4 separate regions of the Homo sapiens genome follow, and all the other regions are linked to region 1. Evidence: chromatin contacts called from ENCODE Hi-C or POLR2A ChIA-PET data. All regions are on one chromosome and are shown on one strand. The core of a region is the stretch at or near the end of the contact, and the rest is flanking DNA. Distances in the headings are between cores, read along the strand shown. Region 1 overlaps FOXP1 (forkhead box P1). Region 2 overlaps FOXP1 (forkhead box P1). Region 3 overlaps FOXP1 (forkhead box P1). Region 4 overlaps FOXP1 (forkhead box P1).

What was found. A loop is a pair of places that touch in the nucleus more often than their neighbours do. ChIA-PET counts read pairs that join two places held with the same protein, here RNA polymerase II (POLR2A). Pooled maps may share reads with other maps.
Region 2: a loop to region 1 is called in a map of B cell, with 15 times the contacts of the local background. The contact joins two enhancer-like sites. A Hi-C loop is called at or near these places in 12 of 168 maps with a recorded cell type or tissue (B cell, CD4-positive, alpha-beta T cell, CD4-positive, alpha-beta memory T cell and 7 more), 30 of 37 single-sample maps with no recorded cell type and 17 of 50 pooled maps. POLR2A ChIA-PET finds 5 or more read pairs at or near these places in 4 of 52 experiments (SK-N-SH, activated CD8-positive, alpha-beta memory T cell and activated T-cell).
Region 3: a pooled map shows a loop between it and region 1 (3-fold over the local background). The contact joins two enhancer-like sites. A Hi-C loop is called at or near these places in 1 of 168 maps with a recorded cell type or tissue (naive thymus-derived CD4-positive, alpha-beta T cell) and 2 of 50 pooled maps. POLR2A ChIA-PET finds 5 or more read pairs at or near these places in 3 of 52 experiments (AG04450, activated B cell and naive thymus-derived CD4-positive, alpha-beta T cell).
Region 4: a loop to region 1 is called in a map of K562, with 4 times the contacts of the local background. The contact joins two enhancer-like sites. A Hi-C loop is called at or near these places in 4 of 168 maps with a recorded cell type or tissue (Caco-2, K562, OCI-LY7 and 1 more), 2 of 37 single-sample maps with no recorded cell type and 10 of 50 pooled maps. POLR2A ChIA-PET finds 5 or more read pairs at or near these places in 2 of 52 experiments (AG04449 and H1).

Annotation. Positions count from the first base shown.
Region 1 is chr3:71,508,105-71,513,298 of GRCh38, forward strand. All of the region lies in intron 2 of FOXP1 (forkhead box P1), which reads right to left. Among named protein-coding and RNA genes, the nearest start is that of MIR1284, 31 kb to the right of the region's middle. RefSeq lists a silencer at 2,454-2,748. Within about 2 kb of position 3,112, at least 4 of the 41 ENCODE cell types and tissues checked have a DNase peak (open chromatin) inside an H3K27ac peak, as active enhancers do; they include B cell, where a contact is called at or near this core.
Region 2 is chr3:71,005,488-71,010,681 of GRCh38, forward strand. The region is part of intron 12 of FOXP1 (forkhead box P1); the gene reads right to left. Among named protein-coding and RNA genes, the nearest start is that of FOXP1-AS1, 280 kb to the right of the region's middle. Within about 2 kb of position 1,989, at least 6 of the 41 ENCODE cell types and tissues checked have a DNase peak (open chromatin) inside an H3K27ac peak, as active enhancers do; they include B cell, where a contact is called at or near this core.
Region 3 is chr3:71,161,562-71,166,755 of GRCh38, forward strand. The region is part of intron 6 of FOXP1 (forkhead box P1); the gene reads right to left. Among named protein-coding and RNA genes, the nearest start is that of FOXP1-AS1, 130 kb to the right of the region's middle. RefSeq lists a silencer at 4,166-4,315. Within about 2 kb of position 2,215, at least 4 of the 41 ENCODE cell types and tissues checked have a DNase peak (open chromatin) inside an H3K27ac peak, as active enhancers do.
Region 4 is chr3:71,246,467-71,251,660 of GRCh38, forward strand. The region is part of intron 5 of FOXP1 (forkhead box P1); the gene reads right to left. Among named protein-coding and RNA genes, the nearest start is that of FOXP1-AS1, 41 kb to the right of the region's middle. Within about 2 kb of position 2,450, at least 9 of the 41 ENCODE cell types and tissues checked have a DNase peak (open chromatin) inside an H3K27ac peak, as active enhancers do.

The sequences.
Region 1 (5,194 bases), core at 1,862-4,361:
GAGTGCTGCTGCCTATAAACTTATTAGTATATTTATGGCTGCATTAAGTATATTTCTATAGGGGGAAAAAGGACTAGAAAAGCTGACAAAAATACTAGAAGTAATTCTTTTTAGGGGGTGGCACTACAGATAATGTTTATTCTAGCTTTGATTTGGTTTTTAGATTCTTTACATTTATCATAAATCATGTTTGTAATAAAGGGAGGAAATTTGGGGGACAAAGTATTTTTCTGTTTTAAAAGCTCAAATGGCAGCCACCATCTTTCCCTCACTGTGACAGAAGCAGATGCTAGGCAGGCGCTGGGCTCGTGAGGGAAGGCAGTGCCTACCCAGTGGTTAGAGGTCCAGGTGCTGGAGTCAGACGGCCTGGGTGCAGAACTCCCAGAAGCTCTGGGGAAGCTGCTCAGGCCTCTGTGAGTTAGAAATAGGCAGGTATGTACAGGGCTTGGATCAGGGCTCACAGATCCTGAGGGCTCTGTAATATGAGTGATACTCATTGTTTTACGAGTGACATCTTCACTCTACTCAATACGTTTTATAGCCTCTTTCTGCAGATGGAACCAAAACATCGTTAAGGCAATGTGTCCCAATATCTTTTAACCAATTATCGTAATAGATCCTACAACCACCCCTCTCTGGCCCCCAACCTCCCAAGGGCTTAGGGCTGTCAAAGAAACAACTTAGGTCTGCAGAGTGATACCTGCCTTGGAATTCCAGCTCTGACCCTGGCTGGCTCTGAAATCTCGTGGATGTCACTTAACTTCCTTGCCTCAGTTTCCTTGCTTACAAGATGAAGAGGGCAACAGCTCATAGCTCACAGGATTGTGGTGAGGACAAAAGGGGAAAATGTATGTGAGACACTGAGCTCTGCATTCAGCCCACTGGGACTTCTCAATAAACCTGACCCATCATGACTACTTTGGCATTTTCTGATACAGCTCCACTCTCCGTATGGATTTCGCCAGTCATTATGGGTTTCTTCCTTGTAATGGTTTTCTTGCCATCATTTTTTCATATTTAAGCATTGTATTATAATAGAGAATAGAGATGAAGCATGCCCTTGTGCAGATTCTGATACTGTATGCTCCCTTATTAGTCAGCCAGGGCTGCTGTAACCCAGTACAAGAGACTGGGTGGCTTGAACCACAGGCATTCATTAATATTTGCTCATGACTCTAGAAGCTGAAAGTCGAAGATCAAGGTATCCACAGGGTGGGTTTCTCCTGAGGCCCCTCTTTTTGGCCATCTTCCCTCTGTGTCATCACACGGTCTTCCCGTGTGGGTTTTTGTTAGAATCTCCTCTTCCTATTAGGATACCAGTCACACTGGATTTGGGCCCATCCTAATGATCTCATTTTTAATTTAATTATCTCTTTAAAGTCCCTATCTCCAAATACAGTCACATTCCGAGTGAGGTACTGGGGGTGAGGGCTTCAGTGTATACATCATGGGGGGAGGACATAATTCAACCCACAACAGCTCCTCACCTCCTGAAAGGACAAGCTAGGCCCCAAATTAAGAATCAGTTATGCTCTAGGAGGCTCAGATGGGAGAATTGCTTGAGGCTAGGAGTTCAAGACCAGCCTGGGCAACATAAAGAAGCCTCTGTCTCTACAAAAAATTAAAAATTAGCCGGGCTCAGTGACATGCACCTGATTCTTAGCTACTCAGGAGGTTGAGGCAAGAAGATCACTTGAGCACAGGAGTTTCAGATTGCAATGAGCTATGATTAGGCCACTGCACTCCAGGATGGCCAAGAGAGCAAGACTCTGTCTCTAAAAAGAAGGAATCAGGCCAGGCACGGTGGCTCACGCCTGTAATCCCAGCACTTTGGGAGGCCAAGGCGAGCAGATCACCTGAGGTCAGGAGTTGGAGACCAGCCTGGCCAACATGGTGAAACCCCATCTCTACTAAAAATACAAAAATTAGCCAGGCGTGTGGTGGCAGGCACCTGTAATCCCAGCTACCAGGGAGGCTGAGGCAGGAGAATCGCTTGAACCCCGGAGGCGGAGGTTGTAGTGAGCCGAGATTGCGCCATTGCACTCCAGCCCGGACAACACAGCAAGACTCTGTCTCAAAAAATAAATAAATAAGAAGAGTCAGGCCATGTGCGGTAGCTCATTCCTGTAATCCCAGCACTTTGGGAGTCCAAGGCGGGTGTATCACTTGAGGACCAGCCTGGCCCACACAGTGAAACCCCGTCTCAACTAAAAATACAAAAAATTAGCCAGGTGTGGTGGTACTTGCCTGTAATCCCAGCTACTTGGGAGGCTGAGGCAGGAGAATCGCTTGAACCCAGGAGGCAGAGGATGTAGTGAGCTGAGATCCCACCACTGCACTCCAGCCTGGGCAACAGAGTGAGACTCTGTCTCTAAAAAAAAAAAATCAGTTGATCTTGGGCCTTGGGCTTTGGCAATCTGAGCCAGTCCAGGTACTTCAGAAAATGAAAGCACACAGGTGCAGCACAATGGAAAGGCTTCCCCCTAGACACTTATGTGTAGTGTCCTCCCAGTGCTGTAGTGAGCTCCTTGCTCTTCCCAGCCACCAGACCTGCAGAGGGGGCTGATGCCTACCAACTGCAATGTTCAACTAAGCTCTGTCCAATCGAGTCAGCAGACCCAGCCATTGCTCATATTTACATTTGTAAAAAGTCAGGACGGAAAGTGTTCATTCCTGGCATGAACTCCCCAATCTGGGCTCATAAACATAAATCAAAGCTGAAGGTCATTTTTAAAAAATCAGTACATGCCTCATTAAAACAATTTTTTTAAAACTGAGTTTCTTGAACCACGGCCTATAATTTACAAAGTGCAAATGTCTGAGATACGTGTGCTAAATTTAAAGAAACAACTATTATTAAACACCCCATTATGTAAGGCAGTGAAATATATTTGCACTCTGTATATCCGTTATAATATTTCAACTGAGCCTCACAATGTTTGGCAGTTCTTTCCTTCGGTGATAATAAAAGGCTTTTCTTTCCATTAAATATCTAAATTAAGTCAAATAGTGTATGTTAAATAAGCCCATAAGTCCTTTTGTATGATGCAATGAAGTCTTGAAATGCTTATCTACTGAGCACTCTGGCTTAAAGGCTGGTGGTTTATGTCCCCTGCAGAGCCCCGGGACCCTGCTGGCTTGGCCAGACTGTGAAAATAAGCTTCAAATGACCAAACGCAACTGCAACTTTAAAAGTAGGAACCAGACCAGACACAACAAACCACAGTGTAGTCAGCCTCACTTGTCATAATTCATATGTGTGGAATTCAACTGTAAAAGCATTCACAGAGTGCTAAATTTCCTCCATTGGGGCATTCCATGTGGAATGTCAGATTTTGAAAAGCTGCTGATAAGCCACTCCTGATTACAAGTCTACAAGTTGTAGAATTAATAAAAAAAAAAAAAAAATTACCCCAACCCCAAAACATCTCTGTCTGTGTCATCCAATCCTAAACAATGTAGGCAAGTGCCAATATTTTTAAATAACCAGGCCATAAAAATATGCACTCAATTGGTGGCCCTGTATGAACACTGACTTCCTTTTTTTTGGTTTTCTTTTAGCTCCATGTCTACATTATTCTCCATTTTGATGGCCTACATAATGATCACTTATAGCAATCCTTTTTTTGAAAAAGAATCTCATCATGGTTCAATGACTTAAAAATATAATCCTTACAGATTTTTAAAAGAGAAACTTGAATGGATAAATATATTCATGTGTAGATTTCAAAGCCATGCATGTATATATAGATGTAAACACATGAAAATGTAATAATCCAATTAGCACATCTTTTTTGGAAACTAAATTAATCTTAACAAAACTGGCCTAAGGCTCAGGTAGGAGTTGACGGAACTGCTGGTGATGACGACAACAATAATAGCTGCCATTTAGTCAACATTTACTTTGTGCCAAGTGCAGTGCTCAGCCCTTGACATAGATTTTCCCATTTGGTTCCTCACAACAAAGCTCTGATGTAGGAATGCATCTTTATACGTGAGAAAACCACGGCTCAGAGATGGGAAGTCACCTGCTCAAGGTCACATAGTAATTAAGTGGAGGGGAACCAGGGGTTGAACCTAGTTCACATTGTGCTATATTGCCTCCCAGTGGTGCCTTAGAGACAGGATATAGGGCCTGGCGAAGGGTAGGGTAATATACCTGGCCCCTAAATGACCTCTTATCTTGGCTAAGGACAGGCAGCATAGCCTAGGCCCCATCTCAGGAGAAGATTTAAGAGCAGACACACCCTGTAAGCAAGGTAAAAAGCCAGAGCCATATCCCACCTCTCTTGCAGACACAAAGGAAGAAATCCCCACCCAAAAATGAACTCCTAACCTTCCTCCACCTATTACCTTATTGCCTTGTTACCAAAAGCACCATATGCATGTTCCTGAAGAGTCTATTTTTCCCCCATCACAACACACTTAAGTAGTACATATTTAAGACAGAAAAGCAATAGTAGTCCTCTTCTTTCTACAATGCAATCCAACTTTTCCTGGGTGACAAAAGATGAATAAAGGGATGAGAGAAGCAAAGGTGTTGGATTATTCATTTGTGAATGCCACTTCATACAACAGCTGGTCACTACCCAGTAGAGTAGAAAGAGAACAGAAAGGGAGTCAACCAACTTGGATTCTCAGTTCCATTCTGTCCCACATCCTGGTGCCGTCATCTCTTCCCACACACAGTAATGAGGGAGGAAAGACCATCTCCACCCCTGTGTTTATTTCAGACTTTCTGTGACTCTGAGAGCTTCCTTTAGGTACACAGAACCAGCACGCCAGCCCTACGGCTCAAGCACCAATGCCTAACACCAAGGAAACGTCACCCTCAAGAGTTAAACTGAGCATCTCCTTACACGGCAAACACACAGAAGGATCCCTGAGATACTAGTAAGGTCAGTTTTAGGGGAACATGAAAACAGCCTGCTCCAGTAGCATTTACCAGGCATTCCTAACTCCCTGGGCTCCCAACCTGGCCCATACCTCTTTCCTTAACTCCAGATGTGTGTACCTATCTGCCTCTACAGCCTGTCCTCTGGAATGTCTAGACATCTCAGACTCAACACGTCCAGAACTTGATTTACCCTCTCAAGCAGGCTCTATCCACGTGATTTTCAATCTCAAGCAGGCTCTGACCACATCCTTCCCCAACACAACTTGTCCTTCCCAATCATAGTCCACGGCAACTATA
Region 2 (5,194 bases), core at 739-3,238, 500 kb before region 1:
TCTGAGGATTAATATATTATTTGGGGGAAATGTATATCACCATAAAAACGAGAATAGAATTACACAGTCAAGACACATCATGGATGGAAAACACATTTGGAAAGAATGTGACCCTGTTCATGCATCTCCAAAGACCCACCCTTGATAGGATTGAGTTTAAGTCTATCAAACACAATGTACCTCTTGTTTATCACCATATGGAAGAAGCGCATAAAAAGCAGACGTGAAGAGATTTAAAAAACCTTCCAAAAATAAAGCAAGAAAATCCAAAGCAGAAAAGGAAAAGTAGAGCGCTTCCTTTCTGCCTGTGAGAGACGGAGAGCATTTCAACAGCTGATTCCAGCCTCGAAGTATACAGCACACATAAAATAAATACAGGTCACAAAAATTAACAAATCATCATAACTGTCTAATACATCCTGGGCTGGCTGCGGAAAAACAAGATCATTCTGGATTTATATCTGTAAGTATGGGATTTCCTGGACAGCTAATATCCACAAACAATCAAACACAGGAGGAACACGGGGGAAAAAGGCAGCATTATTTCAAATTTGAGCTGAGAGTCGTGATTTGTAAAGGGCTGAACAGGAACTGGAGTTGAAATTTGAAGCAAGGAAATTCTTGTACTAGGCACTGATGGACACTTCTCTGTTTCTCTTGGCTCCGTACAGGTTTTTAGGTCACTGGGTTTTGAACGTAATGCCAAATGAGAATCTCGCTAGTACAGAAGCTTTGAAAATGACAACTAACTTAATCTCTCAATTTAAATAAAATAATAATAATAAAAAAATCTAATGATACTTCACTCAAGAGTCAGAGCTTTTTATGAGACCTGTTGCCAATATTAGTGTCTTGGAATGATCTCATCTTTCATCCTGGCTAAATTCCAACACACAATTTCATTAACCCAGGTACCGCAGGTGATAAAACTCATTTTTCCCTAAAGAGACAGCTAAAAAGTACCAGTTATACGTTTATGAAGTACCAGCAATCAAAATTATGGATTTTCTAAAAGGTTTTTAACTACTTTTATTGAAAGGAAAATCGCTGTCTCAGACTTTTGTGACACTATTGCTAATAATAAATTTTACCATTTAGACATGGCCATAATATGGTAGACAGTGTCAATAAAAGTATGGAGCAAAGATGATCCCTGTCTTTTAAGTAATGCCTTCTAATTACATGCCGGAAATGATCACATGAAATACCTAAGCTAACTAATGGCTCTTAAAATATAAGAACACTCAACAATGCATCTACAGTGATATAGATGTACCGCATGCACATATGCAGTTATATGTAGAATTAATTGCATAAGTAGACATTCAAAAAATTTTCCAATGTTTTCAAAGCCTACAAGAAAAATTTAAATTTAATTTGCATTTCTAACTAAAATCTGTTTGTTGAAAAAAAATGCGTTCAAATGTTATTTGCTTCCTTTTGAGCAAAGAGGTGGCACTGGGCCTGTTATCTTTGGCAAACTTGTCTAAACTTTTCTATCTAATATTCTATATATCACTAGAGGGCACTGTGGTATTTAGGCCACTTTGACCTCTTCGAGTACTAAGAAAGGTCTTGAACTCCTAAGCAATGTCAGAAAGGTTAAAAAAGACATTAAAAGGGGGAAAAAATTTTTTTTGGTAACACCCTATTTTTATTTTTCTAAAACCAATAAAAAATGCATGATAAGTAGAAAAGTCAAATTCATAAAAATATACAGCTCATTTTGCAATACTCAAAGACTTGTCACCTCAGATCTGATGGGGAAAATTTTCATCCTCATCTTCTCGAGATTTAAATTGTGAGGCTGGAATTTGATTTGCATACATCCACAATTATAGACAGCTATTCCCTCTACATGGCTGAAGTCTCCTACACTAACTAGAGGTAATTTCACTGCAGAACATTCAGGCGTGCAAGCCGAGAGCCACAAATGGGTTTGAAACAATTTATGATATCCGGCCTCCTTCGACATGTATTAGCATATACCTGGTTTCTTTAACATACACTTTGTTTTTCCAAAACCACAAACATAGTTGCTGGAATTTCATGTGGAAGTGCTTAAGGGGCTGAAAGTTAACACCTTTGTGATCCACGCTGCCTCATGGTGGCTGTTAAACAAAAGCCTCTTTGTCGAGGCTTTCTTGAAGTGTTTTCTTAACATGTTCCAAGTAGTTTTAGGCAGGGAACTAAAGTAAACAAGATGTTACCATGATAAAAACACTTGTGAAAACATTACAGAGCACACTTAGTAGTTTCTTTCACACAAAACTCTTCACAGTTTTGAAAAGTAAAATTCACAGAAAAAAATTTTAAAAAGCAAGTTACCAATGAAATGTCCTCTACTGTCTACAGCCCTCGACCTTTCGGGAAGGGTCAAAGTTCCATTTCTGGGCATTTTCTTCAACATTTCTCTGTCTTCCATTACAGCACATATACAGTTTATTTTGGCTTTCATAAATTACATACATCTAACAAGCAAGGGAATTTTTGTTTTGTTCTGCATGAAGTTTTTCTCCCTGAGAAATCACCAAAAGAAAAAAAATTCTTTTCAAATAGGATACTAAGCAAGGATACAAATGATACTTTTAGTAGACGTTATACAAGTGGTCACTTAAAAGAAAAACTAGGAGAAATGGAAACATTTTCCCCCAAGCACATAAGAGTACCTGGTGTTTGTGAAACTATGGGCCTGCATTTGATTTTACCTTCTAAGTTAAAAACAGGGAAATGTGGTCAGGATTTAACCTTCAAATCTACTCCTCATTTTGCCAATGCATTACATGAGCATTAAAAAAAGGGAGGGGGAGGAAAGGGAAGAATTACAAATCCACGTTTTTACTAGTGAAGATTGTGTCTTTCACCTGGTTTGAAAAGAAGAAAAAAGAAAGGACTCAAGTGGGGAGAAGATGGAAGAACGCCGATGAGCTTCACACCACTCTGGATGATACGGGACTTGTTTTTGTTTTTCTGTTATCGGAGGATGCCAAGCAATGCAGGGCTGGACGATTTCATTAGAGTTAGCAGGAGCACCTGCTGCTATCAGTTAGCACTAACAAATGCAACAGTCACATGATAACTCATGGTTGATAGATTAAAAAAAAATCAACACTAAAACTGCAAGTTGTTTTCAGAAGAAACAGGGAAATAAATGCATACAATAGACTGGGTATCTGCTGATTCTGATAAAGCGTCCCTCTGTTGGCGGTGAGGGAAAGACAACAGGATGGTTATTTGTACAGTATTTATCTTTGAAATCAAGGGCCCTGTGGTATACCTCACCTTGGGAACAAATGCTGCAGAATGATCACAGAAAAGTGTCAAATCTCTGGTTTTGATTTACCAACAGTTATGATATTTCTTCCTCAGGAGGGAAAAAAAAATATGCTTCAGTTTTAGACCTGTGAGTCCCCCCCACCTCTCTTTTTTCTGAACCCCTCTCTCTGTTAACAGTGGCACAGTATTGACAGATGGGATTTTTATCCTGAAGAACCAAGCTTGGCCTCTGTAACAGTTACAGCTTATTAATCTGGAGCTGCAGAAGACCAGAAAGCTGTTACCTGGCAAAGTCACTTCCTCTCCCTTAGTCTGAACCCTAAAAACTGGGTGGAAGAACCCAAGATCAAGGAAGTACAGCAACCATGGTTGGTCAATGAAATCATGGGGGCGGGGGGGGGGGGGCGCATGACACACGTGGATATCTCCCCTCAAATATGACTAACTTGAGGGTTCTGTGAATCCAAGCTAACATAACCCTGGATAGCTATGTCCGGGGCCACAAAAGCATTCCTCAGCTAAAAATATGTTGGTGACACCAAAAATGGTACAGCAAACTGTGGTCCAAGGGACACAGCCATACTCGTTCCTTGTTCCTTACGCATGGTCAACGGCTGCTTTTGTACCCCAATGGCAGAGCTAAGTCGAGTTGCTGTGACAGACACTGTATGGCCTGCAATGCTGAAAATATTTACTGTCTACCCCTTTATGGAAAAAATTTGCCATGCCCTCCCCTCTGTGTGGGACTTTTTACCAGAGGTTTCTGATTAAAACATTCTATTACAGAACAATTTCTTCGGATATATCAATGCTTTGCATAGTCACAACTCCTTTTCCTAGGTAGAAGGTTGGAAATTTTTGGATATTTAAAATTACTCATCCTTGAAAAATAAATATATCTAAGTAGGTTAAGAAGTTCTAACGCTTTTAAAGAGTGCCTAGTATGGGCTAGGCAGTTTATATGATGTACTTTTTATTTACTCATTCATTTATTTAATTTTTAGAGACAAGGTTTTGCTTTGCTACCTAGGCTACAGTACAGTGGCATTATCATAGCTCACTGCGGCCTCGAACTTCTGGGCTCAAGTGAGCCTCCCACCTTAGCTTCCCAATTAACTAAGACTATGGGCACATGCCACGACACCCAGCTGAATTTTTTTTTTTTTTTTTTTGGCAGAGATAGGGTCTTGCTATGTTGACCTGGCTGGTCTCAAACTCTTGGCCTCAAGAAATCCTTCCACCTTAGCCTCCAAATGCATTGGGATTACAGGGGTAAACCACCTGTGTCTTGCCTGGTGTACCTTTTAATTCTAACAACCGTAAAAAGTGGTTAACATCCCAAATCACATGTGCTGATACTGAGGCTCAGATGACATGTGGCTAGTTCAAAGAACATATTAATAATGTCCTCACTACCCAGTCAGGCTTTCTCCAAAACTTTCTTTACATCCACTGCCAAGCAGAAAGCAAACTGTCAATAAGAAGTGCTGCCTCTAACCAGGCTGTATAATGCAGCAGTTAAGAATAAGTCTTCTGAAGCCAGACTGCCTGGGTTTGGACCTTGACTCCACCTCTTATTAGCTGTGTGACCTTGGGTAAATCATTTAACCTCTCTGGGCATTAGTTTCCTTAACTCTATGCTGGGAATACTACTACAATACTAGCATAAACTGTTTGTGAGGATTAAATGAGTTAATATATGTGAAGCATTTCGGGACTATGCCTGTTTTAAGGTTCAGTACTATTTAATTATAAACTATTACTAGGGGAGTGTAAAATCAAGGGAACAGAAAATAGGTGAAAATAATCTATGAAGTAACACTTAAATCAAGGTCAAAGCAATGTTACCTTTATTAAGTAAGAATACCAAGGAGAATTCAAGCAACACTGCTATCAATTTGCCTAAACCATAAGAAAT
Region 3 (5,194 bases), core at 965-3,464, 350 kb before region 1:
AGTAAATGTGAGAAGGCACTTAGACTCTACCTCTTGAAGAAAGGAATGGAAAAGAATGTGTGGCCACTTTTAATCCACCTGATTCCCTGCATGTCAAGCAAGAGAATTTAAGCTCAATTTCCTAAGAAACAGGGAGCAAGACAATGATGCCATCAGAGTTGTGCTTTACAGAGAATAACCAAATTTTGATGAGTGGGATGAACAAAAACAGTGGATACAGAGATCTGTTAAGTGGTTATAATTTTAGCATCACTTAACAACACATTCAGATGTCCTTAGAGGGAATGGGGAAGTCACAAGAACCACTACATAGATAAAAATCAACAGTGATGAGCACCTATAACTGAAGGCACTGGAGAGAAACTGAGCCAACATTCCACATCACAGCAACTAAAAGAAGGATGCATTATTCACCCAAAAGGGAAAAGCTCCCTTAGTATAGATAAGTTTCAGTTCTGGACCAATTGAGGAAAAATCCCTACCCGCAGTTTATGTGCAGAGTCAAAAAGAATAATGATAGCCACAGGCCAATCGAAGTAGACACCAAGCATACAGCCAGATGTACCTTAAGTGCTTTTTAACCTGGTTTCAATCATCACTTACAATTTTTTAAAATTCTGCTGAACAGGTAGCTCCTCTGAATTAGAAAGTTAAACAGCATTTACCATTAGCAAGCCATTATTTGGAGAGCTGAAACCATATACTAAATTACAGGGTATAAGAGATGCTTAGCTAACTGAAACCTGGCCAAAATACTAGGACAAATGCAACTAAATACTAGCCCAGAATTCTGATTAACCACTGCTTCCCACAGCCTTTGTTCATACATCTCTACTGATATAAGCATTGTCCATATGATCCTTTTAGAAGTTTTATTCTGACTGAAGGGGGAGCCAGTACCATTAAGACATCCAATGTTAAGATGGTTAAGACTTTTTGAATAACTGCCCATTCCAATCCAATATCTATTGGGTTCCTACTATTTGTCAAGCACCAAGGATATAGCAGAGAACGTCATAAACAAGGTCCCCACCTTATTGGAACTTACATTCAGTGGCAAAAGTCAAACTGATAGAGACAGGAGGCACAGAAACTTAGACAGGGGCAGGTGTCTGGTGAAGCCCCACCCATTGTTACTTGCCAACATGTGGAAAAAGAACCCAAAAAGCTTCCTTTGGAACATAGTACCCCTTTATCCACATATGTTAATTAATCAAAGCCCACAGATTAATGAGGTAGGAGACCTTGTCTACTGATAGTCTAGCTACTGGGTACTTGAGTTGAAGGCTGATCTCTTCATTTTTATTTTTTACATTTGATAAAATCTTCCCGGTAGCATTTATTATTCCAGTTACGGCTGTCATCATTTTTCCAAGTACCATCATATGTCTTTCCCCATTAGAAGATGTATCAATGCAACAGAAAGAAACTGAAAAAAGCAAGCTGGTGTTCCATCTAAAATGTGTTTTCTGTAATTATATGCACAAACAAATACAAACTAGAAAGAAAACGGACTTTGAGTTAGAGAACTTTGACGGTAACTAGGATTGGTTTCAACCAAAACGATGCACGTGAATAACAGTTAAATTAGTGGATCTGCTTCCCAAATCTTTTTTTCCAGGCACATCCAGGGTATGTCTTTAACAGTCCTGATACTTCAATGAAAAATTGAGGTGCCAATGATTTATAGGTGAAATTAATGTTAAATACTTCAAAGGAGTGGACAAATAAGTCAGCAGCAAAAATTTTATGAGTTCACTTCCTTCAAGGGAACTTAGAGAGCGGGATTTTATTGCTGTGAATTCTGGTCACCCTTTCTACCCCTCAGCATCTGTTTGAAATATGTAGTAGACAATTGCTTTTTTGGCTGTGACTCAGGTGGTGGAAACACAGGACAAACAGACTACTGTATATAAGCTTTCCTCCAGCACTGAAAAATTTTATTAACTCTCTTGCATAGCAAACGTGGCGGCTGCTCAGTGCCCAATCTCTGCAGCATTATCAAGGAATTTGGCTAATTATGAATCGTGCTGGCCAAGCAAGAGGTGACCATGTTGAAACTTGTCAACTCGATATTTTCTCACATTTCAGAACAAGCAGGGAAACAACAACAACAACAAAACCTTATATTCTGTTTAGTTCATCATTCCTATGTGTAAAATTCCAAGTTAAATATTACATGTGAGCTTGCTACATAAATATGTCAGTCTTGCCACCGAGGCCAGCCAAAACAAACAGTTTCAAGCAGTCCCACAGTTTAGAGCGGTAGAGTTTTCATAGAAGCCATGCACTTGCCCCCTTTTAATCAGTTTTTTAAATTTTTCTCCCATGACAATAGAAAAGTTAGAAAGTAGTCCACAGAGAGTGTGGAGAAAGGGCTTGCTCTCCTTCACAATGGCGACTGTGAGAAGATCAAGGGCTGAATGTCTGCCTGGCAGAACATGAGTCTGTCTGTAAAATTCTGCACAGACGAAAGCTCAATCCCATGCCATCAGTCCAATCCCCAAATAAAGAAACAGAGTTGGTTCCAAAGTAATGAGTAGCCTATATAATCAGATGGTTTCTCTTCCATGTTAGGGCTAGAAATAAACATGGATGCTACCTACAACTTAGACTGCTGTACTTATTTATTTATTTTTATTTTTTATTTTTTTTTGAAACAGAGTCTTGCTCAGTCGCCCAGGCTGGAGTGCAGTGGCGCAATCTCGGCTCACTGCAAGCTCCGCCTCCCGGGTTCATGCCATTCTCCTGCCTCAGCCTCCGGAGTAGCTGGGACTACAGGCGCCCGCCACCACGCCCGGAGAATTTTTTGTATTTTTAGTGGAGACAGGTTTTCACCATGTTAGCCAGGATGGTCTCGATCTCCTGACCTCGTGATCTGCCCGCCTCGGCCTCGCAAAGTGCTGGGATTATAGGCGTGAGGCACAGCGCCCGGTCCCGACTGCTCTATTTAAAGTAATGAAAGCACAGTTGGCTCCAAAGGAGAAAACACATTGCTAGAAACAGTGAATGGAATTTGAACAGAAACTTCCCAATATTAATTCCCAGAGACTAATACATTTTTATAGAAAGTCTATTCACAAAAGGGGAAAGATTATTTTCACCAAAATCTTGTAGCTAATCTCTTCACGTGTACACATTTTTTAGAGACCTGTTTTATGTTTTCTTATAATAAATCTATTGACCATTTTTTCAATGAATAAAGCTTACTTTCTCCCTTCATTCGGAAACTAAGAAATGTTTTATCATACAACCAACAGCAAACTTTCTTTGAACTTCAAATCCAATGTCCCCCCTCTTCCTACATTCCAGCGCATTATACTTGAAATTATTTGCCTCCAAAGTTATAAAGAAAAAAGAGAGTAGTTAAGATGACCAGAGTTACAACTGTTATTTTCTTCCTTAAACCAATTTACATAGCCCTTAAACAAATTTACATAGCCTTTTTCCTAGCTATCCCAAAATGTAGATTCTTCAAGGAATATTTCAGGCATTTAAACGGAAAGTGAACTCCCATGAATTTTGGCAAAAATAATGGAAACAAGGACTGAAACAAAAATATCCAATAAAACACTTTCTCTTTCCTGAAAGGGATGGAAAGGAAATAAAACACACCCTGAAAAGAAGATGATTTTATAAAACGTTACTAGGAATAGCTTTTACCAAATTGAAAGCTATTTTTTTGTAAAAAAAAAAAAAAAAAAAATCAAAACCTGTTTCCCAGAATGACTTCTCTAAAATCATCAGCAGCTCACGAATGTTTTTGTGTTTAATGAACGTTTACCTCATTTAAGCTTTCTTTATATTCAAAAAATTAAGGAGACCAATTCTGCCAAAAGGCATTTTTAATCATTTCGAATAAAAAACAAGTCAGTCACAAAGGACTAACCAGACATTTCAAAAGTGGTAATAATTTTTTCTTAGGTGTGAGAGCTGGTTTCGCTATATAAAAATTTCTATTGAAATGTTTGTTTTAACTAATGTATACCTTCCTTCCATGGGAGAAATTTCTTCGAAGACAGAAGTTTCTTGTCTTAATGGCTGGTTCTAAACCCCACCTTGCCTTGCCTTAAATTTGCCATGTGGTCCATGGAGGCAAACTAGGAGGGGGACAGGTGTCGATTTAAGCCAAACAAAACAAAAAAAGAAAAAATATGGCCAGAATGGTCTAGACATCACCCACCCAGAGGCATCCGAGACAACCAGAATGCCACATGGCATGCCACGAACCACTTGGAGGTCTGTGCAAAATTCATAGGTGAGGCAGGCAACAGGCTCCATCAGCCACCAGTCCAGGTTGTAGAATGAGAAGCAACGTGATCATCAAGTAACTGTGTTGCTGGTGGTAACAGAAGCACCACGTTTGAGCAACTGAACTCAATCTTTCACTTTGTATGAAGACAGAAGGCTAAACATTCTCACTGGATTGCTTGACATTAAGAAAACAAGTTCCCCAAAAGAATGACTCCAGGTTAAAACATTAGCCAAATTCTGGTGACCAATAATATCTTGGGAAGTAACAATCACTCTGAGAAACACTTAAGAAGACAGCCCAATACTTAGCGCCTCCTTGGCCCACTTGCCATTTTCTGTGTAGTATGTGCAGGGAGTCTTCCAGGAAAATGGGGGCACAGACACAGGAAGAAAAGGCAGCCCTTGCCTTCAAGGAGCTTACAGTCTTATGAGAGGAAAAGACAAGTACATGAGAGGAACACAAGCAAGTGGGGGGTGACAAGAGCCGCTAGCGTGACCATCACAGAGCCATGAATCATTAATGACACCTGGAAACCTGTTACGGCCCCCATCTTCCAAAGATTCACGCAGTTCCATTCTTTAAACTTTTCTTGAACTTTCTGTGTAATTAAACACCAAATTTGGCAACCCATGCTAATTTTGAAAGGCACTCCCTGGGAATTTAGTAAAAAGTTTAAACAACTTGTTTACATGTGTTTGGCCCATCTGTTTAAACTTCTTGTTTATTTTAATAGGAGCAACTCTTGGGTGCAAGCTCCTTTTGTGCTTGAGACCACTACTGGCCTCTTCTCCAGCTCTGTTTCCCTAATCTGCATTCTAAATCTCTTCTGTAAACAAAACTTGAATAACAACTTTTTATGATAAATGCTGAACACCTCCAAGATGACTGCTGCAAAATAAACTACTTTTACAACCAGAAAGCATTCTAAACACACAGAAA
Region 4 (5,194 bases), core at 1,200-3,699, 260 kb before region 1:
GTTCCTCCCTAGCCTGGAACCTCTGGGCTGCCCTCTAAACTGCCTTGGTTCTTATCAGATCCATATCGTACAGAAACCTAAAACCCCTGCAACTCATGTTTTATTAAAACATGTTTAGCATTCTTTTTAAAGATAGGTTTTAACCCCAAATACCCATGAAATTAAATCTCCTATGCCACTTATCTGCACTGCTGGGCAAAAACTAAAGTTGAGCTAAACAGAGAGATAGCAAAATCAATAAATCACACGAAACAAGTAGCAGTTCAAAAGTTCAAAGATATGATGGCCAGTTCAGCGCGTCTTAGCACTCACCCAATAATAACTCGTCTCCGTCACTCTTCATCGTATAGACAATTTCATGGCATCATTTTCATTAGCCTGTCTCAGAGAAAATTGCTAGCTATTTATGTATACGCTCAAATAAATTAGCCATTTCATCGAGCAATGTGATTCTTATAAAATACATTAACACAATACTCGATTTTCCAGTTGCAGTAAATAAATAAATCAATACATTCAATACAGGGTGATTCTTTCACTGTGGCGCTACAGCTCTCAGCATAAGTGTTTTTATTGGGTTTATTTGTTTCAATAAAAATTGAAATGGGCCAGTGATCTCAGTGCTAGCATCTTAAAAAAAAAATCCATCCAATATTGGGGAAAGTATTGTGCAGAACATTCAAACTTATAATTTTATTCAAGAATCATTTTCATTATGTATTATTCCACAACCTGGTTCTGTTGGAAAATTTCACAAAGGGAAAGGGGGAAATCCTGCCAGGTGTTTGACTCTGGTGGCGTTTCTGTGCTGCAGACCCCAGTCTGAGGGTGATGCTTCTGAGAGACAGCAGCACTTGGCTGAGCTGCGACCTTCTGCCTGGAATGTGCCTCTTCCCTGGGCAGGGAGAAACGACAATGGGACAAGTGCCAGATGGCCTCCTCTGTCACACCTTACGGAATGCCATTGATTGTGGCTCAGAGAAGGCCATTTATTCCAACCTCTGGGGGAAAGACCGGGGTATCATGACTGCAGGGAAGAAGAGAGAGGTGTGCTGCTGCTGTAAATAAAATCAGGCCGAGGGCCTGCGAGCGACTTTGGTGGCGAAATCAAGACACACCAGGCAGGAGATTTTCTCCAAGTCACTAGCACAATGAAAAGGGAAATATGGTAGTGGATATCTGTTGTTTTTGTCTGCCCAACATCCATGCTCCCCTTTCTCTGATGACACTAGCCTGATTTTTCTTTTGGGGAAACGCCCATTCTCCACTCTCAGTCCTAATGGTTCACAGGAGGCTGATGCATCTCTCAGCTCCAGAGGGTGGAGCCATAACCCAAGTCTGACCAATCAGTGAGTTCTGCTCTGCCAGCAACACTGATTGGCTGATGGATGGACATGTCCCAAGAATGATACTCAACTACTAGCATTCCATAGGAACTATTGGGAGACAGAAAGGCTGTCCTTCTGCTGGCTTGCTAAACTTTTAAATGCATGAATCGGGCTTGCCTCCACAAAAAGAGAGCTGGCTGAACAGAGGCCAGGACACAGCGGCAAGAAGGTGAGCACAATAGCAAGACAGATTCCTAACAATGCTCACAGAGAACAGGCCTCCTCTTGGACTTGTCAATTACACAAGCCAATTAAATTCCCTTATTTGCTTAGCCAGCTGGAGTTGGCTTTGGGTCATTTGCAACCATAAGGTGCCACACAGGAGCCCAAAATAGATAGTGTTCTATATGTAGCTCTCCTACTCTACAATATATGTTAGCCTTTATGGGAAAGCAAACCAACTAAGCACACACAAATCAATTAACTCTCATAACTAATATTCAAAATCTGTAGGATCTCGTGTTTCCTATGTAATTAACCAGTTCATCAGCCATGCTCTCTTCCTGCTAATAATGGAGTTGGAAAAAGAAGTCAGGACCCACAGTCAGAAAGAACTCAAGATGATCTCAAAGCAAACTAAACTGGAGGTCTAAAAAAATCCAGCATGGCCAGGCACGGTGGCTCACGCCTGTAATCCCAGCACTTTGGGAGGCCGAGGCAGGTGGATCACGAGCTCAGGAGTTCAAGACCAGCCTGACCAACATGGTGAAACCCTGTCTCTACTAAAAATACAAAAATTAGCCAGGCATAGTGGCGCGCACATGTAATCCCAGCTACTCGGGTGGCTGAGGCAGGAGAATCGCTTGAACCTGGCAGGCGGAGCTTGCAGTGAGCCGAGATTGCACCACTGCACCCCAGCTTGGGCAACAGAGCAAGACGTCATCTCAAAAAAAAAAAAAAAAAATTCAGCATGAAGTCGAATACAAACTTAAGAAGTTCCTCTCCAGGCTCCTCATAGTTATGGTTCAGTCAGGGATGGACCAACCTATGAGATTAGGGGAATGGCCAGCTGGTTCACACAATAGGCCTCAGGCCTGGTGTGGAGTCCTTAGTCTTGTGGTCACTGATCACAAAAAAGCCAGTGGGAAGGGTAGGAAGGAGAAAGAGCTGCATTGGTCATTGAAACAAGGCCAACACAAACTTCCCAGCCCCAGCACTTTCTGAATCCTTTTGTGTAGAATTTCTGCAGATGCTGGAAACCCAGGAGGAACCAAAGTGAACATCCTAATTTAGCATTGGAGGAAAGAAAATAACTGAATGGAGTTTAGAGTCATGTGGATGCCAGAGGCCATAGGCAAGCTAGAAACAATATAGTAAGAATATTTAAGCTGGGATGGAGTGGGCAGGGTCCTGGCGCCTGCCTGGCATTTAGCCCTGGCTCCAGCCCAGCCAACCCAGCAAACAGGGCCTTGACTTCCTCTTCCTGGGTGGGAATGAACCCCAGATCAATTCAGTCAGCCTTTCTTGGGACTAGTAACCATAGTAACATAAACAATAACAAAAACAACAATAGAAGCTACCATTTATTCTTAAATATGCCGGCAGTTATACTAGTCACTTTACATGCATTTCCTCACCTAATCTTTACAATTGCCTTGCAAAATGCAGGCTGTTATTATTTCCATTTTGAAAATGAGGAGACTGAGGCTCAGAGAGGTTAAATAATCTGCTCTTGGCCACACAACAGCTAAGCAGTGGAGTCCGGATCTGAACCCAGCCCTCTGGCTGAGACACCTGATCCTTGGACACCATATTGGCATCCAACTGCTGCTAAGCAGGAATGTCAGTACCAGCCCCTGTTGCTCACACAAATGCCCTGAATAATGAAGCTGGCCTGGAGTACAAGCCAATCCACTATACCCCAAGACATCATGACTTAGATGGCTGGCTCCACTCAGTTGGAAGGGAGAGGGAAAGTGAGGAGGGGAGAAGACAGAAGAATAAAGGGAAACAACACCATGGCTGCCCTATTTCTTCAGCCTCAGCAGCATCAGTGTCAACCAGACTCCCCATGCAGCCCAGTGGATCCTCCCTTGCCTCTAACTGGGGGCCATGGGACTCAGAACAAGTCTTTTCTGAACGTAATCACAGGTTTAACCCTACTTAGCACCAATATTATATCCAGAACACATGTTGTCTGACATCTGTATAAAGAGAATTGCTTTAAAACTTGAACTGAGGAGCTGGGGGCCACAGAAGTCCACCCCACCAGACAGCAGGATTTTTTAACCTCAGTACTAGGAACATTTTGAGCCAGAAAATTAATTATTCATTGTGTAAGCTACCCTATGCATTGCAGAATGTTGAACAGCATTCCTAGATGCTAGTAGCACATGCCCCCACCGCATTCGTGACCTCCAAAAACGTCTCCAGACGTTGCCAAATGTCCCCTGCTGGGGAAAGTCATTCCTGGTTGAGAACCACTCATCTAGAGCATCACTGCCCAACAGAACTTTCTGTGACAACGGAAATGTTCTATGCCTACAACATCCAATAGGGTAGCCAATAGCCACATGAGGCTCCTGAGCACTTGAAATATGGCTAGTGTCACTGAGGAACTGAATTTTTAATTTTATGTAAGTTTAATTAATTTAAATAGCCACACATGCCTAGTGGCTGCCATATCTTGGACTGTGCAGTTTTAGAGGGGGTCATAGAATTTCCATATTCATGACAATCGGATCTTAAGCAGATGGATACTTGGTTTCCAGTACAAAATTCTTCATATTCATTAAAAATTGTATTTTCTTCTCAACGGAAATTAATAAACTCTAAAATTGAAAGTGTTTTTTGCGTTGGGCGCAGTGGCTCACGCCTGTAATCCTAGCACTTTTGGGAGGCTGAGGTGGGCAGATCACCTGAGGTCAGGAGTTCGAGACCAGCCTGGCCAGAATGATGAAACCCCATCTTTACTAAAATACAAAAAATTAGCTAGGCATGGTGGCGCACGCCTGTAATCCCAGCTACTCAGGAGGCTGAGGCAGGAGAATCGCTTGAACCCAGGAGGCGGAGGTTGCAGTGAGCCGAAACTGCGCCACTGCACTCCAGCTTGGGTGACAGAGTGAGACTGTGTCTCAAAAAAAAGAAAGAAAGAAAAAAAAATGTTTTTGGTAATGACTTTTTTAAAAATTCCAATCTTACTTTGAATCTTTTCATCAAATTTAAGTAAAAATTATTTTTTATAAACACGGTTTTGATTAGAATTGTAGATTTATATAATTGAGTAACTTGAAAGCTTTATGCCTGTAGATTAGAACCAAGTGCACTCTTTAAGAAGCTAGTTGCAAAATGATTTCTTTTTTCACTGTTAGAAAAATGTACTTGCTACTCTCTTTGGGACACATTGAATGTAAACTGTGTCTTCAGAGACATCAGCTATCCTGCAGAAAGTGCTCTGCTCCAGCAACTCAAATAACTCATACCATTTGGAAACGAGAGTAACACTGTGAAAAGTCTCTTAAGCAGTCACGTGCCTCCATCCTGTCCCTCCCCTGAAAAACCCAAAATGCACACAATTCAGGTGAAGCTTTCCACTGTAACTCAAGGTGTGATGGATTTTTCAGCTTAGCGAGAAAGATTAGTATTGATGTAACAAAGTGACTGTAAAACCAGCCATACAACGTTATAAATACATCATAGCTGTCAGGATGTTTCTTTCGCAATGGGCAAATACAGAACCAAAGACCATTTGGAAGCGGGGGTGGTGGTCATACACAACACCATGTGTGGGGTGGGAAACATCCAGAACTATGGCGCTGAGCAGGAAGCTGAGCCATCTACAAAATATTTCCTGAGTGATATATAGA